Linked DNA regions of Mus musculus: region 2 is linked to region 1. A link is a loop called in an ENCODE intact Hi-C map of the cell type or tissue named here. Cell type or tissue: left cerebral cortex. All regions are shown on one strand.

The links. A loop is a pair of places that touch in the nucleus more often than their neighbours do. Peaks named below come from ENCODE experiments on the same cell type or tissue, not always from the same donor. Only the 100,000 strongest peaks of a DNase experiment are listed, where the experiment ranks them.
Region 2: a loop joins it to region 1, with 2.5 times the contacts of the local background. A loop is called at or near these places in 4 of 42 quality-filtered maps.

What each region holds. Positions count from the first base shown.
Region 1 is chr11:88,712,884-88,720,883 of GRCm38, forward strand. It overlaps Msi2 (musashi RNA-binding protein 2), which reads right to left and starts at 5,346. Exons shown (of 14, transcript NM_054043.3): 1 at 5,146-5,346; 2 at 4,822-4,862; 3 at 4,407-4,488; 4 at 3,627-3,711. The coding sequence starts at 5,207. It overlaps C030037D09Rik (RIKEN cDNA C030037D09 gene), which reads left to right and starts at 5,760. Exons shown (of 4, transcript NR_038058.1): 1 at 5,760-6,134; 2 at 7,523-7,689. In left cerebral cortex, no CTCF peak of the experiment used is centred here; DNase peaks (open chromatin) are centred at 3,391, 4,373, 5,632 and 6,087; H3K4me3 peaks cover 4,229 bases; H3K27ac peaks cover 3,302 bases.
Region 2 is chr11:88,579,431-88,587,430 of GRCm38, forward strand. All of the region lies in intron 6 of Msi2 (musashi RNA-binding protein 2), which reads right to left. Among named protein-coding and RNA genes, the nearest start is that of 0610039H22Rik, 36 kb to the right of the region's middle. In left cerebral cortex, no CTCF peak of the experiment used is centred here; DNase peaks (open chromatin) are centred at 3,587, 4,086, 4,569, 5,918 and 1 more place; H3K27ac peaks cover 5,995 bases.

The sequences.
Region 1 (8,000 bases):
ATTAAATGTTTTTCCAGCCGTAGTGATTCTCATTGTCTCTTCTCCCTGGCAAAGCAGGGGTAAGGGGATCCCATAAATAAATAAATAGATAAATAAATAAATAAATAAATAAAATCAAAAGTCAACAATATCTAAAAACTCTCCAGTTATAAAATACAATACTCATCTCAGTTTAATTGACTGGTGTTAGCAAAATAAAAATCACTCAGGATGATTTAAAAGGTCTTTTACAGCCAGGCATGATGGCTCACACCTGTAACCCCTACACTTCTGAAGCTTAAGGAGGATCATTGAGATGGAAGTCCCTCTGGGTCACCATAGCTGAATTCTAGGGTAGCCTGGGCTACAGAGAGACCCTGACTCAAAAAAACAAAAAAAAAAAACAAAAGCAAAAAACACAACAAAAAAAATTGCATTTGCCTATTGGTTAATTTCAGAGAATGCAGATATCAATGACAAGCTGACTTGTTTCTTTTTTTTTTTTAATTGTTGTAAAAGGGGAAAGAAAGGTGCATATATGAATTAATCAACATGGATTTTAAAAACAACAACAACAAACAAACAAACAAACGAAAAACCCACAAGGGTAAAACTGCTTAAATGAACAACTCAAAGTCCAAATTAGAAAGGGCATCGTAGGAGAGTTAAAAAGAGAACGACTGGACAGAAGTGTGAATCTAATGCATTAACTCGAGTATTCCCCTTCCCCACCTCCACCCCAACGGAAAAAGCCCTCCCCCCCCATCAGCCGCTTGCTTGCAGAACACATGATTCTCGGTCAGTGACTGACTGACTGGCTTTACAATCCCCACAGAAGCATTTGAGTGTAACAGCTGATGCGAGGGGAAAAAAGTTACCGCCAAGATAGAAAACAGGGAGGAATTTAAAAAATTTCCATTGCCCCCGTTTCCATTAGATTTCCAAACATCACCAATCTTCAAGTATAGGTTAACATGGACAATGGTGTAGGTACTGCTACAAGTTATCTATTTATGAGCTCTGGCTTTTATGTTAGAGTTTCCCCTTTAATGAGTAAATCTGTCACCGGAGAAAATAATATGTAATAATCATGCTTTGAGAAAAACTCAAAGGGGGTGAATATACGCAGCCCCCTCCCAATCCGTAATCCCCGGGTCCCCTAGAGCCCCAGCCCATAAAACAAAAATAAACTCACTTTTATTAATGCAGCTTCAAGACCTAAAAATCTGCCTGTGTTTTCTACCTTTAAGCATTACCTGAGAAATGAGAGATTACCTTGCAAAAACTAAAACAGACCGAAATCTTGGATCTAGGAAACTACCCTTTCGTAAAGATTAATATTACTGCGTCTACAGGTGTGCCCAGCACTGACTAGAGTTTCTCTACAAAAGAAATACAACAGGTGTGGATTTCCATTCTGTCGCCAAAACCAAGACAGATGCTTGTCTTTGTTCGGTTTAAAAAAAAAAAAAAAAAAGACGCCCTCCCAAGGCTTGCATTGATCTGACCAACACACAGGTGCAGTGGAAGTCACCCTGTTTGTGTGGCAATAGATGAGGTACAAACCAGGGAATGGCTTGGGGGGGGGGTGAGAAAAGTACAGGGAAGAAAATAAAGTACTAAGATTAAAAAAAAAAAAAAAGTAAAATTACAAAACCAAACGCCAATTTGAGACTGCACTGTATGTGTGTGGTGGTGACATCAGAATGTACCCTGAGATCAGGGCTCTCCCACGTGCAAAGTTTTCCACACTGAGACCTCCAAGGCCTAGGAAGTGGCAAGGCAAGAAGGCAAATCCCAACCTTTTGCACATCCTAGTCAACGAGAGAGAGAGAGAGAGAGAGAGAGAGAGAGAGAGAGAGAGAGAGAGAGAGAGAGAGAGAGATACTACCCAAAATTAAAACATTAGTTACTTAGGTACAGCGCTAGTACTGGCTCTAGAGTCCTCTAGAAAACACTAGGGTACTATTTTGGATGCGAATGGCCTTTACCTAAACAAAGCTTTTAAGGGCACAGTAAACAAGATCCTCCTTTCCATGTCAATAAACCAACCGCTTCTGCTCTGCCTCCTGCACTGAACGTTGAAACAAAGTCAAAAGCTAGGTTATACTAAGTAACAGCAACCAAAACATGTCTACAAAACAAGGGTGGAGAAGCCCAAGGCCCAGCAGTGAGGATAGGGAAAGATCTGACCAGCCAGCACCCTTTAATTCAAAACTCCAGGTCTCCCACCCAGGCAAAAGGTGTGGATGAGCCAGACAGATCAGCTTTGAATTTTTCCTGCGAAAGCTTAAGCGGCTAAGCGAAGAAGTCAAGGGAGAAAAAAAATAGTAATAATAAACTGTTCAGACATTCCTTATCACCTTACGAATGATCGTTCCTGATATTAAATGATCTGACAGCACGAACAGGCTAGGCTGCAAGCTCTGACATGTCTAGGACAATTAAAAAGTGCCTTAAGCGCCTGAGGTCTTTTCTTGGGGGGTAAGGTCAACACCTGACCTCCTTGATCATAAACAAGAGGGTGAGTTTGCAAAATCAATTCAAGTGCGCCAAAGGTTACCCTGCTCTCTTTTCCTCCACTCAAGAGTTAAAAAGTCGAAAGGGCTTGGAAGACCCTTGCTTTCTGCTGACTTGACAGAACAGGGGACTGAGGGTCAAGTTTACAGTGGGCAGCTGCCTCACCCTCAAAAGCTCGCACCAGAACAGAAGCATCCTATGCAGCCAGCCAAAGCCACATATCACCTTGAGGCCTCCGCCTTAAGCAGGGGTACAAATAAATAAATAAATATATTTTTTTAAAAATCCCGGTGAAATTCTGGTAAGCAAACGGGGAAAGGAGGAGAGGCAGGAAGCCAGCCCAGGAGCTAAGCAAACCATAGGGAACTCCCCATCATTGCATTTATTATTCCAGACTGACATCCCCCCCCCCCCGCCCCTTATTCTCTCTGACCTCCACGTAAGGACTTTCGCCTCTAAACTCTGAATTTTAAAAACTTCAAATGCTGTAAAAGTACCCACACACAAATGAAAGACCTGAGAAAGGGGGGGGGGGGAGATTCACTTTGAAATCCAAGGTTTATCAGCTTTCAATTTGCCATCTGGAGTAAACCCACTGGATGCCCAATTGCCTCTGCCTGTATCTCTCTTCCTTTCTCAAACCACAGCTCAAATCACTAGGAGTCCCAGTGAAACCTGTTGCCTGGACCTAAGATGAGCGCCCCCTCCCATTGGCCCCACCCCTGCCTCCTCCGCCAGGAAGCAGGCTGTGCCTTCCTTCTACAAGCCAATCCCAATGCCACAGGCTGTGCTCGGCTGACAAAGAAAGTTCCATTTACTCTGCATTGGAGTTTCTTTGCAAGGTCCCTTGGCGGGAGGCTGCCCTCTCAGGGAGCCGACCCCCCTCCCCCCAACCTTGGCTTGGCAGCGTCTGAAGCTGCAATGGGACAGACACTAAAAAGGAAACCCCCAAAACCAGCCACCGCAGCAAACTTCTGAGCCAACTCGCTAGCTGTTTAAAAGTACCCAGTTCTAGCACAGAAGCAAAAGAAGGCGCTGTCCCTTTAAACAGGGCTGTCAATGCCCAGACCGGTACTGAAAAGGGGCAAACAACAACTATTTAGAAAAAAAAAAAAAAAGCAACCTACCGTCTTGGAATCTAACTCATGGTGGGGCTGACCTAATACTTTATCTACACTTGCTGGGTCTGCGAAGGTGACGAAACCGAAGCCTCTGGAAGGAGACAAAGAGGGAGAAAAACAAACAAAATGTGACACTACTGAGCGCAACAAGGAGACCCTATATGTAGACTAGGATGCGAATGTTGCCCCCACGCACCCCCCATCCCCACCAGCTCCCTCTATTCTCCTCTAACCCACAGCCCTCTGCCTCAAGAGGTAAAAATACCAAGGTTAGTGGGGGAAGCGGGACGAGGGGGCAGGGCGGCTGGAGGTAACTTGGAAAATGCTGGTGTCTCCACTCTGGCCGCCTCAGTTTCCTCTCCTCCTCTTCCCTTTCTTAAGGCTTTGTTTTATTCCGAAGGAAAACGGACACTAAGATATTCATTCACCTCCCAAAGAGGGGACTTCAGAGTTTGGGAGTGTGCAGAAGGCATACATTCAAATTTTTAAATTAAAAAAAAAAAAAAAACTATGTGGAAAGTGGGTGAACTGAATGTCATTTTAAACAAGAGAACAAGAAGCGACAGGAAAATGACTTCAAGCGGGAGAGATGGGCGTCTCTGAATCCAGAGTTCGGCCCTAATTAACAATAACCTTTGGGGTTATGGGGGGGGGGAGCGACGTTCCAACCAGCCACGCGCCTGAGCCCCATTCTAAATCCGCTTAGCTACTTCCGAAGACACCTCCAAAAATAAAACTAAAACTTTGTTCTAAAATAAAGGCAAAATCGAGAAGGGAATGCGTTACCTGGAGCGTTTCGTTGTGGGATCTCTCATGACCATACATTCTCTAATTTCTCCAAATTTGCTAAAATAGTCTCTAAGGCTATCTGTAGAGAGAGAGGGAGAGAGAGAGAGATGGGGGGGTGGGAGAAGGTGTGGAGGGGGGAGCAATGCAATTTTTTGATCAAGGACAAAAAGCAAAAGTAGTTTTCTGTTGTTATTCTGTTTTGTTTTTGCAATATTTTTGCACACGAGGGGGAAATTCAGCAACAGAGGTCGCGTAGAGGGCTCGGAAAGGATTTGCTATTTAAAAAAATAACCTTGCACAGGAGAAGTGGGGAGCCAATGGCGGGGTGGGGGGGCTCTTACACTGGGATAACAAAGAGCAATAAAGAAGCCAAGAAGGGGGGGACCCAGGCGTCCCCCCCTCCCTCCCTTACCTGGTGAGGTCTGCCAGCTCAGTCCACCGATAAACATTTTACTAGAGGGAGAAAACATAACCGAAGTGAGCACCGATGTCAGATCGGCCATTTTGACGTGTAACTTACAAAAGCTAAAAGGAAAGCTGGGGGGGAGCGGGCGAGCGCGAGCCTGGAGGTGGGCTGGGGGAGAAGGTGGCGGCCCCACGCCACCCCAAGGTGCGCGAGTGCCCCAAGGGTGCGCGCGGGGGCGCGGGGGGCGCGCGAATGCCCCGCTCCGCACCGTCGCCCGCACAGCCCCGAACGAGCCCGCGGCGGCGCGGTGGGCAGCGGCTGGAAACTTACCCGGGGTCGTGCTGGGAGTCGTTGGCGCTGCCCGAGGTGCCTGGGCTCCCATTTGCCTCCATAGCGGAGCCCCCCCGCCCCCCCACCCCCGACACACCGAGCCCCACAGCGAAGCGGAGCGCAGCGGCGGCCGGCTCCGAGCCCCAGATCTCCGTCCCTCCTCCCCCGCCTCCTCCCCCCGCCCGGCGGCTGCGAAGCTCCGCGAGCGCCGAGCCGGGCCAGCGGCGAGAGCCCGTCACACGTGGGCTCGGCTCAGCTCAGCCCCGCCGCCTCGCACACCCCCCGTCCCCGCCCCCCCGGCCCATCCCCACCTCTCCCCCTCCTCCTCCCCACCCCCATCTCCTCCTCCTCCTCCCCCTCCTCCCCGCGCACGTGGGGCGGAGTTCTAGAACGTCGTGTAACCAATGCGGTGACGTCACGCACCCCGTTCGGTCCCCCGCCTGTCCGCGCGCGCACACGCTCGGCCCCCCGCGGCAGCGGGACCCATCAGGGGCGGCGCGCGAGCCCCGCGACTCGAGTGGGGGGGTTGGCCACGCCAAGCAGGCGGGGAGACGGGAAGCGCACCCCGAGTCGGCTCAGATCACATGGGCTGGGTGTGGGGGAGGGGGAGGCGCGGGGAGCTCGGCCCGGGCTGTTCGCTGGGCCGGGAGGCGGCAGCGCCCCCGGGCCCCCCTAGTTCGGACTATTCATTCAAGTTCCTGGGGCCCTGCGCCCGATTCGGAGGTGGCACCCGCCGCCCTCCCTGCCTCTGTGCCCCCGTTTCCAGCCACCGCGCGGAAATTTAGGTCAAGGACGCCGGGAGCACACCCACACCCTGCGCTCCCAGGGCAGTCCTCGAGAACCCCGGGATCTGGGGGGCTTGCGGATGGAGGAGACCCTCCTGCACGAACACCAGCCACAAGTTTTATTTTCCCTTCGCGCGGCAAGTTCTCTGGCTCCCGCTCCACACTGGCACGTCCTGCACGGCTCCCCGCCCTTCCCCGCCAGAGGTACGGAGCCGTGCCCGCGAAGGTTATTTCGGAACTTTGAGAAACTGACGCGATAGATAACAGGGGGCGAGGAAGCAACCAGACAGGGCTTGCGCCTTACTCAGACCGCGATTTGAAAATATAATAAAGTGGGCTTGTAGGGGTCAAGGTCAAATGATTGGGGTTCAAAGCAAATGTTCATGGAGATTGAGTAGCAGTTTGGGAGTATCCCGAGGGTGGTTAAGATAGGTGCTTATTTCAGAAAATCCCTCGACCATTCATCCGTTATCTAATTTATTTATGTTTAAAGTTACTAGGGCTTCCTCTGTAAAGAGTGTAAGCGCCAGGAGTGAAATGGCTCTCTATCTCCCAAGACCTGCGGTAGGTCTTGGAGATAACAAAGCACCTTACCCCTAGTTTTTGGAACTAGGAGCCTCACAGATTCTGACACTTAGTAGGTGTTTGGTAAAAGTTCCCTTTCTCCCCTGGCAAAGTGTAAACTCCAAAGGATTGGTGACTGTAGCTTCCCGGGGGAATCGCACACTTCGTATTCCAGGCTGGCCAGATTCAGGCTGTATTCAATTTATGGAGTATTTAAAACAGTACGGATACAATTATCCTTATTGTTTTAAATTATTACAATAAACCAAGTTAATATGGCATGAGGGGCAACATAAAGTTGTGGTTCATCAAATCCCTGGGTTAATGTTAAGCATGCATTGATGCACAATTAACACTTTCCCATTAATTTTCATAGGATTAGGAGACAATGGAATTCACTCATCACCAAAACTATGCCGTGTCCATTGTGGGTTTGGAGACATTTGGAAAAATCTCAACACAGCCAAAGCTTTTGAGTGGTCAGACTGTCAATCTCTCTGTCCCCTAAACTGGGGTAGTGCCTCTCTGACAGCATGGATGGGCGGAGCATTTGTAGTGAACAATGTAACAATGTCAAAGTCCCTTTTTAAAATTGTGTACTTACATGGACTGTGTTTATTATAAATTGTGAATATGATTTTTAGAAGGCACTTCATAAGACTTCAGACCACAAACCCTGCTGTTTCCCAACACTCCAAACAAACTGATTTTTGAATCATCTGGGTTCCCATGTGTTAAAGAGCTGCATGTTTTTATGATGGTAATTGTTTTTTTGCGATTATTCTCAATCACAAAGTACAGGCAACACAGCTAATTGGATTATATTTTGGATTTTTACCGCAGAACCACAGATCATCAGAGCTAGAAAGGCCTTTCTTTACCCGGCTCCTTCCTTGAATATGGGAGTCCCAAAGGTGCCAGGCTGTCAGGCCGCCTTCCCACCCCAACCAGTTAATACCTAAAAGGGGCTCTGGCCATGGTTCAGTGCCCTTTGACTCTGTAGTGTGCTGTTTGTTGTTCCTCGATAGGCAGAAGTCAGTGGCTACCTTCCTGATGGAGACTTGAACAAACTGTTAAGTGGTGAGCTGGGAGGAGACCTGATGGGGCGGGGCCCCGAGCACTGCAGTGTCCAAGCCAGAGACTGATAAAGGACTAAAGGAGAAGGCTACTACGTCACTGCACTGTTTTTCTTAAGGTTGGTATTGTTGGAGTTGGAGTCTTGCAATGCAAGAACCCAGACAGGCCTTGAACTGGAGAGAGCATCCTGACACTGGCCACACCACCACCACCACCAAGTTTTATTTTTCCTTCGCAGATTGTGTTGTTTTGTTGAGATGGTGTCTCATGCGGCCCAGGCTGATGGTGAACTCCATAGATTGCGGAGGATCACGGCCTTGAACTTCTGACATTCTTGCCTCTGCTGTTGCAATTGTAGCTTGGGGCCACCGTGCCAGGTTTGCAGTGCTGGAGATCAACCCCTAGGCTCCCAGTGTCGCAGGGAAGCTT
Region 2 (8,000 bases), 130 kb before region 1:
GGCCCTTTGTCTTTATAGGGCTTGCTCCCTCCCACTTTACACTGAGTTTACTAACATCTTCCCATCCCTTAATATTTGCTGTAAATTCAAGGAAAGCCAGAAAACTAAGCTTATGAGAATCATATGTGCAGGGAAAAGAAAGAAGACTTAGCAAGGATGTGAAAAGCTCTCCCATGGGGCCAAATAAACGCAATAAACACATTAGTGGATCAATATATTTAAATGTATTTTAATAAACATCAGCTAAGTATTCCTGGGATGATTTCCAGATGATATTCTTTACCTCCCTACAAAAGGCTCAATTATTCAAAAAAGTTACAAGAGTCCATCCAACAGGATCCAACTATAACAATTCCTCCTTGGCCCACGACAAACCCTGTGCTCTCCACGAAAGGCAGAGCCACCTGAAGGTCTCTTTCAAGAACTAGAAGCACAGAAGTGGCTGGACTGAACGCAGGGTACGCCACATCAAGACTTATAGGATGTCATCTGTGTGTCGTGAGGATCCGGGAGAACTTCTCAGTCTGTGTTTGTCTCCAGGTCTGGTGAAAGAACTAAAGAGTTAAGATCGCCCAAAGGACAGATGAAATTGTGTGTGTGTGTATGTCTGCGAGAGCGCACACACACACATGCATGAGTAGGCTGGCAAGCCTACTGCTCTAAAAGACTAGGGAGGCAATTCTACAGACTGAGAGGACTTGGATCTCAAGGGTAGAAAGTAACTGCAATCCACGTTTCTAGTGTTTATTAAGCACCAGCTTTATTTTTGTCAGGATGCTAAGAACTACAAATGCAGGTGCTCATTTAATCTCATGGCCATCTTATGTATGTATAAATGCTATACATGTGTATGCTATGGACGGTTATTGCAGATAAAGAAAGAGGCCAGAAGAGTGAAATGACTTAGTAAGTGAGCTGAATTTGAATCATTCAAGTGTAGAGAGAGAAAAAAAAAGCCTTCTATGAATGAGGCAACATTCTAAGCCTGTGTGATGGTGAGCTACTACTGCCTGTGGGACAACCAGGCTGTCTCCTGGTTTCTATAAATAAAGTTTTATTAAGGCAAAGCCACAGACACATATTTTCATATTGTCTTTGTCTCCTGTTTGGTAGGATGACAAATGGCCTTAAAGACCACACTGGGTACAAAACTAAAACTAATTATCTGGCACTTTATAGAATAACTTTATTAATACCAGTATTTCATCCTCAAGGTCAGATATGGGAAAGGCAGACTCCTGTGACCAGAAATGGAGGTAAACATGGCCAGGAACTATTTTCAAACAAACCAAAGACTATTTTTCAACAAGAACCACACAACTTGTGGCCTTCTATGCCATAATATTTACTCTATATAACGATATTTATTCTATATAACAAGTTTTCTGTTGTTCTGTTGCTTTTCAAAACAGGGTTTTTCTCTGTATAGCCCTGGTTGTCCTGGAACTTGGTCTGTAGATCAGGCTGGCCTTGAACTCACAGAGATCCGCCTGCTTCTGCTTCCTGAGTGCTGGGATGAAAGGCGTGTACTAGCACCACCTGGCCTATATAACAAATTTTACAAATAGTTATAAAGTAATGGTTAGCTGACCTAAGCTGTAGATCAGCGGCAGAGTGCTTGTCTAGCATGTCCAAGGTCCTGAGTTCAAACCCCAGCATGACACAGAACCAAGTGTGGTGGTATATAGCCAAAAATGCCAGCATTTAGAAGTAGAGGCAGAAGGATCACAAGTTTGAGGTTCTTCATGACAACACAGGGAGTTTGGGGCCAGCCTGGACTAAAGTTCTCATCTAAAGAGTAGTGTGAGGGGGTATTTACTGGAAGACAGTCCAGATGGCTATCCTTCACCGTGAGTATCTCACATGAAGCCAAACCCCATGTCTTCTCACTAGAAGATTGGGGTGTGAAGCTTGAGCCTTCTGTCTGGCTGATCAGCTCTGAACCGATCACTTACCCTCTCCCAATCTCTCCCCAGCAGTTTAAAACAGGAGCCAATCCTATGGCACTGGGACAACTGACAGGCAAGTAAGGGTTAGGGGCAGACATGACAGGAATTCCGGAATCTGAACGTAATGTCAGCTAAGATGGAGCGACTACATTGTTAATCATCCCCTCTTTTGTTTACTAGTTTTTTTAAAAGAATGTTTTTGTAAAAGATAAAATATAAAAAAAAAATTAATTGTTCCAAGCCTTGGAAGGCCCGCAGCACATCCTCTCCCTGAGGCCTTCCGAGTCCTTCTGACGGTCCAGAAGAAAGCTGGAAACACAGTCAGGAAGCCTGCCTCTGAGCAGTCCACAGTCTCATTTATTTTTCCTTTAGTGAACAGCACCTTAAATTGTTTCTTTGAATGCTAACACGCCATAAGCAAGTCAGAAAATATTTACCTCTGCCTCCAATTATAAAAGGCCGTTAGCGACCTCAGCAACCAAAAATCTCTCATTATAAGTAATCCACTTGCAGAAATTGCATCTTCTACAGCAGACCACCTAAAACCACTTCCTGTAAACAAGGCTCTGCTGGGCTTTTAAATCTAATTAAATCCTCACTCTGCTCTCTAACTACAAGCGGCTCACTTTTCACTGAGCTAGGGCAGAATTTTTTCATTATTATTATTATTATTATTTCCAGTGGTCACAGAAATAATCCCCAAGCAGGAGCCAAACAGGAGTCCAAAAGGTCGCTGCACTCCAAACCACCACTGCCTGTTCTTCCTGTCTTCCCCGGACCACTCTCTCATTGAACAATTTCCAGCCTGGTTCATACAGGTCTTGTGCTAACTCTCCCCCACGGCTGCCGGAATAAATCGAGAAGGTACACTGTGAACAGGTGTGAAAGAGAATCCCAGGACACGGGGGTGGGGGTGGGGGGGAAGCTTCAGGCTGTGACCGCTCTGACGGTTCCTTTACTCCTAGGATCTGAGCTCCAGTCCTAGGTAAACAGTTACAACTGGTCACTCTACCTTTGGCCAGCCCAGGTTTGTGGGAACAAGTCCCTACAAGCAGGAATCTGTCTGTTACAAACAGTATCAGGATGGCTGGCTCACCGGCCCTGTGCTGCCTCCCACCCTTTCCTCTCTTCCATCTGTCTCCACCCACTCCAGCTGCAACAAGTAATGGCCAGCCCTCCACAACAACAGACCCTCCATCCAGGTTCCCCCATCACAGAAGAAAACGCATCCCACAAAGAAGAGAGCGCTGTCGCCTAGGTGGCAGAGAGTATGTGACCTTTCAGATCCCTCTTTGCCATCAGCGATACACCAAAAAGACAACACAAACCGAGGGAGAAACAGAAGCGGCGGGGACATGCTCAAGCTCCTATTTATTTTATGCAAAGTTTCCCTCGGTGTTCATTAATGCCTGCTTTCCCTCCACCATTTAATCTCTGCTTCCATTTCATTCTTAGGGGACTGTGACTATTCTAATTCAGCATTTGGATGACTTCATTTCCGCTCAAGTACACCCAGGTCAACTTGGAGAGAAAAGAAAGAGGAGGAGAAGAAAAAATAATCAGCTCAAAGCTATTAAATATCAGCCGCGAGCCTCGTGATTGGCTTTAAAGGCAGCAGTGAGGTTAGCAACAGTCAGAAACGCTAGGCTCCTGCCTCTTCCTGCCTGTTAACGTTTTATTCCTGGGTCTTTTCTCTACTGTGGCTTCGAATGTAAATAAAGCACCTATTGGCAGCCCACTTAGGGACTAAGTCACAGATATGGGGAGTCTCAAAATGCAGAACTGTAAAAACTTACAGGGCAGAAACTTGACAAACCGGGCCATTCTACACAGGCTATTCCTACGAGGACAAAGGAAGGGGGAAAAGGAGAAGAAAGGGGAAGAAAAAGAAAAGCATACATGACCCACGTAATGGGTGTCCTATTGATGGGGTGGGGGTGGGGCAGAATCTCCATATCAATGCTCACTCCACAGAATAATCGGGTCGGATGTCTATGCCAAGTCTAAATGAACTGTGCTTTCTCTCCCTGAAGAACCACCCCTTGCACCCACTGGCACAAGCCTGGGCCATGATTTCTGGTGCTTTTTCAGTTCCCACTGAAAACCATCTTGGGAGAGAAAGCTTTCCTTTCTCATGCTAACAACTCCTTTGTAAGTGACCTCTTCAGAGGCCTCCGGGAGGACTCTGGGAAGGTGAGCCCCCTGGAAGTACTTCCAGTTCGTTCGCTCCCATCCCCACCACAGGCCTCTTTAACTCCTTTGCTGCCAGGAGCTCCCTGGTCCTGCCTTCTTTCAAATGAACTAAAGCTGAACCCTGCAGGGCCACAGAGGAAAGCAGCAAAGGGTGAGGCCCAGTGCATACCTCGTATGCAAATGAACGTGGCATTTGATTAACATAATCTCAAAGTTTGCCCAGCTTGGAACCCAGAAGGCATGGGGATATTTTTCTATTTGTATATTTTAAAACACTGTTAACGGTACAATAATAATGTCTGATGCCTTTGCCTAACAGCTGGCTATATTTTGTACACTAAGAGGGAAATGGGACGCCTTCCTGGAAACCTTCTGTCTATTTTAGGAATTCTTGTTTGAAGCAAAAACATGAAGATTTAGGAGAAGCGAGGCTAGGGAGCTGAATCTATTTCTAACTCCACTGGCCAGAGCAGAAACAAGGTTGGGAGGCTGACGCGAGCAGGAAGACACAAGACACAAGCACAGGGAGGATTTACAGCCAGCATAGCGATCTTGTTAACTGGTGGTGATGCTGTCTGCCACCTGGGCCTAAACGGGGAATGTGGGAAATGAGGCAGCACTTTGCTGTCCCCTGTCCCCTGTCCTCTTCTCCATAAGATATGCTTCTGAAAGGAGGGATTAACACAAACCAGACAGAGGACAGGAATGACGTGGGGACAAGGTTGGCTTTGCATCTGGCTATCTCAGGATCATGAACTGAGGGAATGAGTCTTCCTGGCCCCACTTACAAGTCTAAGGAACACTCCGGGCTCTGGAAGATGCCAAGCAGATGAGCAAGGAGGCCCCCTTCCCTCCTGCCAGCCCACCTGCGCAAACCACTTCAGAGGATGAAGGCCCCGTGGGAGCAGAGACAGCCACAAAGGACACACACAGATTTTTGTTTTCCAGGCTACTTCTGAGAGAATCACACACTGTACAGAGCTGTTTATCTGTGCCACACATTTGGAAGTGATAAAAAAAAAAAAATCTATCCCAGGATCACAGTCCACTTTCAGGAATATGGTAACTTGCCTCTTTATTTCTCACAAATCCCTTGCTTTTCCAATTTCAAAGGCTTTATGCCAGGGGTTTTGTTTTGTTTTGTTTTTCCTTCTAGGTAAGACTTTCCTCACACTTTCTGAATCAAAAGGAATCCAAACAGAGGCCACAGCCACACCTCCATATACCTACTACAGCCTGGGGCTAAAAAGCAGGCACCAGGTTTTCACTCTCAAAATATGCACTCCCAGAGCCCCCACATCAGTGGACTAAAGGAGGGATTCCTATGTGAAAAAGCCAGTTCATTCTGGTTTCCAACTGTTTTTCCTATGAAGTTTTCAAACACCAATCACTCTTTGGAGCCTTAGCTAACTTTCTCAGCCCCTCACACAGCCCAGCTCCTACAGAAGGTGCTAAGAGCACTCCACCCACCCACGATCTTCCCAGAGAGCTCCCTTCCCTGGAAGCCAGGAAGTTATAACTTCCCAGACCCTATCCTTCCTTGCTGTCTTTGCCCCTCACCATCACCACCACCAGCTAGCCCACGAAGGGGTTAAGGCCCTCATATCAAGCCACAGACTCAGGCCCAGGCCCAGAGGGGACATGGGAACCAGGGCAGCGGGTGATAAAAGGCTGGATTGTAGCAGCCCACTGGATTGGAAATGACTTGCCGGCCTAATGAAACAGAACGCTGGCAGTAAGACAGAATGAAAGGAGAGAGACAATGGACACCAAGACAAAGGGTGCAGAGTCGGTTCAGCTCAGCAAAATGAGCTCACTTTGTTGTTGGGAAAAGCCAAAGCCGATTAGGATAAACCAATGACTAAGCATAAGTCTTCCAAACTAATTACACAGCTCGCCATGTGAAGTATAATTGGAAGCCTCCATGGCTCTCACTGGAGTACTGTGAAGTCAGCATCACCTAGGGAGCCGAGGGGAGCAGAGCTGGCCACTGGAGCTGCCCTGGCGCCTCGCCCCGGGAGCAGCTGAGAAGTGGGAAACTTTCTTCTCCATCCAGCACAAGGCAGAGGGGTCAACTCTGCTTCCAGTCCTCTTTGATCAAATTTCTATCATGAATGTAAGTATGAGAATGAAACTTGAAGAAGGGGCCCAAAGGGGAGTGGGAGAGGAGGAAGAAGAGGAGGAGGAGGAGGAGGAGGAGAAGGAGGAGGAGGAGGAGGGCTTCTGCAGCCCAGGGCACTTTGTTAAGAGATAGGCTCTTTGGAGTCGTTCTGCTCCAGCATATCAGAGCATCAGTCATCTGCCAGCTTTTGGAATGGTCTATATACATCATTGCTGTTATGTATGAAATCACAAACACAGATAATGTCCACCAAAAAACCAAGGCAGTTAAATAAATTACTGGAGATGAGTGGGTTTTGACAAATGAATAAGCCCTGTTCCCTGTGCATGAGAGTCTGCTGACTGCCCAAGGAGCAGACAGGGTTTTATCAAGAGCACAGAGAGCCTAGCTCGTGCCACAAGGGCCTATCCTGGCTCTACCCAGCCTGGCTGTGTGAGCTTGGACAACTTCTTTCCCACCATCCACATCCATCCTGGAGATGCCATGTGTCTAACTTGACATCTTTGAAAGCACATTTTAAAATGTATTTAAGAGCTCAGCACCAAACACATGTAACTGTAAATCAGAAACATCAACACACCGTAAAACCATCTTAAGATGAAGGTTTGAACGTCATGAGTTTGGATCATTCAGACCCCGCCTGGGACAGGAAGACTGAAAGTAACTTATTCAGTTTTTCTGGGCCTTACTCATAGGACGACAATTCTAGCTTATAAATAGTGCCCTTTTCCAAATAAAGAATGCAGTCTCCAATCAAGACGCACTATCCCTGCATCACGAGTCCCAGAAATAAACTGTAATGTGGTGACAACTGTTTTGCTTACTATATACCACGCTTGCTACTGTGAGCAATGTATTGTTTGGTTAGTCTATAAATACCTCGGGTTATATTCTATCTACTTCTATTTAAACACTCTCTACAGGACTTTTTCCACTTAAAGACCAGCCTTGGAAATAATTCCGTTCAGGGGTCAATGAGACACACAGGCCAAATCTGGCTCTTTGTTTGTTTTTATAAAGTTTTATTGGAACACAAGCACAGCCATCTGTTTATATATGGGCTGCAGTTGTTTTCACCCTACAATAGCAGAAGCTACAATAGAGACCATATGGGTTGTAAAGCAATCTACCAGCCTTCACAAATCCGTCAACAGGTTCCCCAGAAGGGAAACTGAGGCTAGAACCAAAGTCTGTCACTATATTGCTAGAGGCCATCCTGTGGTCAGGCTCATCCCAGAGACCTTGGAATACTGCCTACCTTGCCACTCTCCACAGAAGGCACTAGAAACAGCCACCGAGTGGGGAGTGACAGCCATCTAAGTCTGCTGAGTCCTGTGCTGGAGGCTTCATTCCATGATCACATTTGATAGAAACAAGCCTCAGCATTTCTAACTTGGGGAGGAGGGAGGGGGTTAAATCTTCTTCGAGGAAAGTGGGGAAAAAACAAAAAGGGTAGCGAAGCCTCCAGTCTGAGTTATTTAAAGCTGTGTGTCCTGTGTACCCAAGCCATTCACAGCAATGACATAGTTAAGCGACCCCTTAGTTCAGCCCCTTTGATAGCAGCCATGCCCCTGAAACAAACAGCTGGACCAGCTGTCACCTTAGGCAAGGTGGAAAAGGGAAAGGGCCAGTAAAAGATGGTGACAGAGACCCGAAGTTTAGCACACTCTGCACAGAGGCCATAGTAAGATGGAGGAAGTCCAGACACAGCAGCAGAATGGGCCATTCTGGCTCAA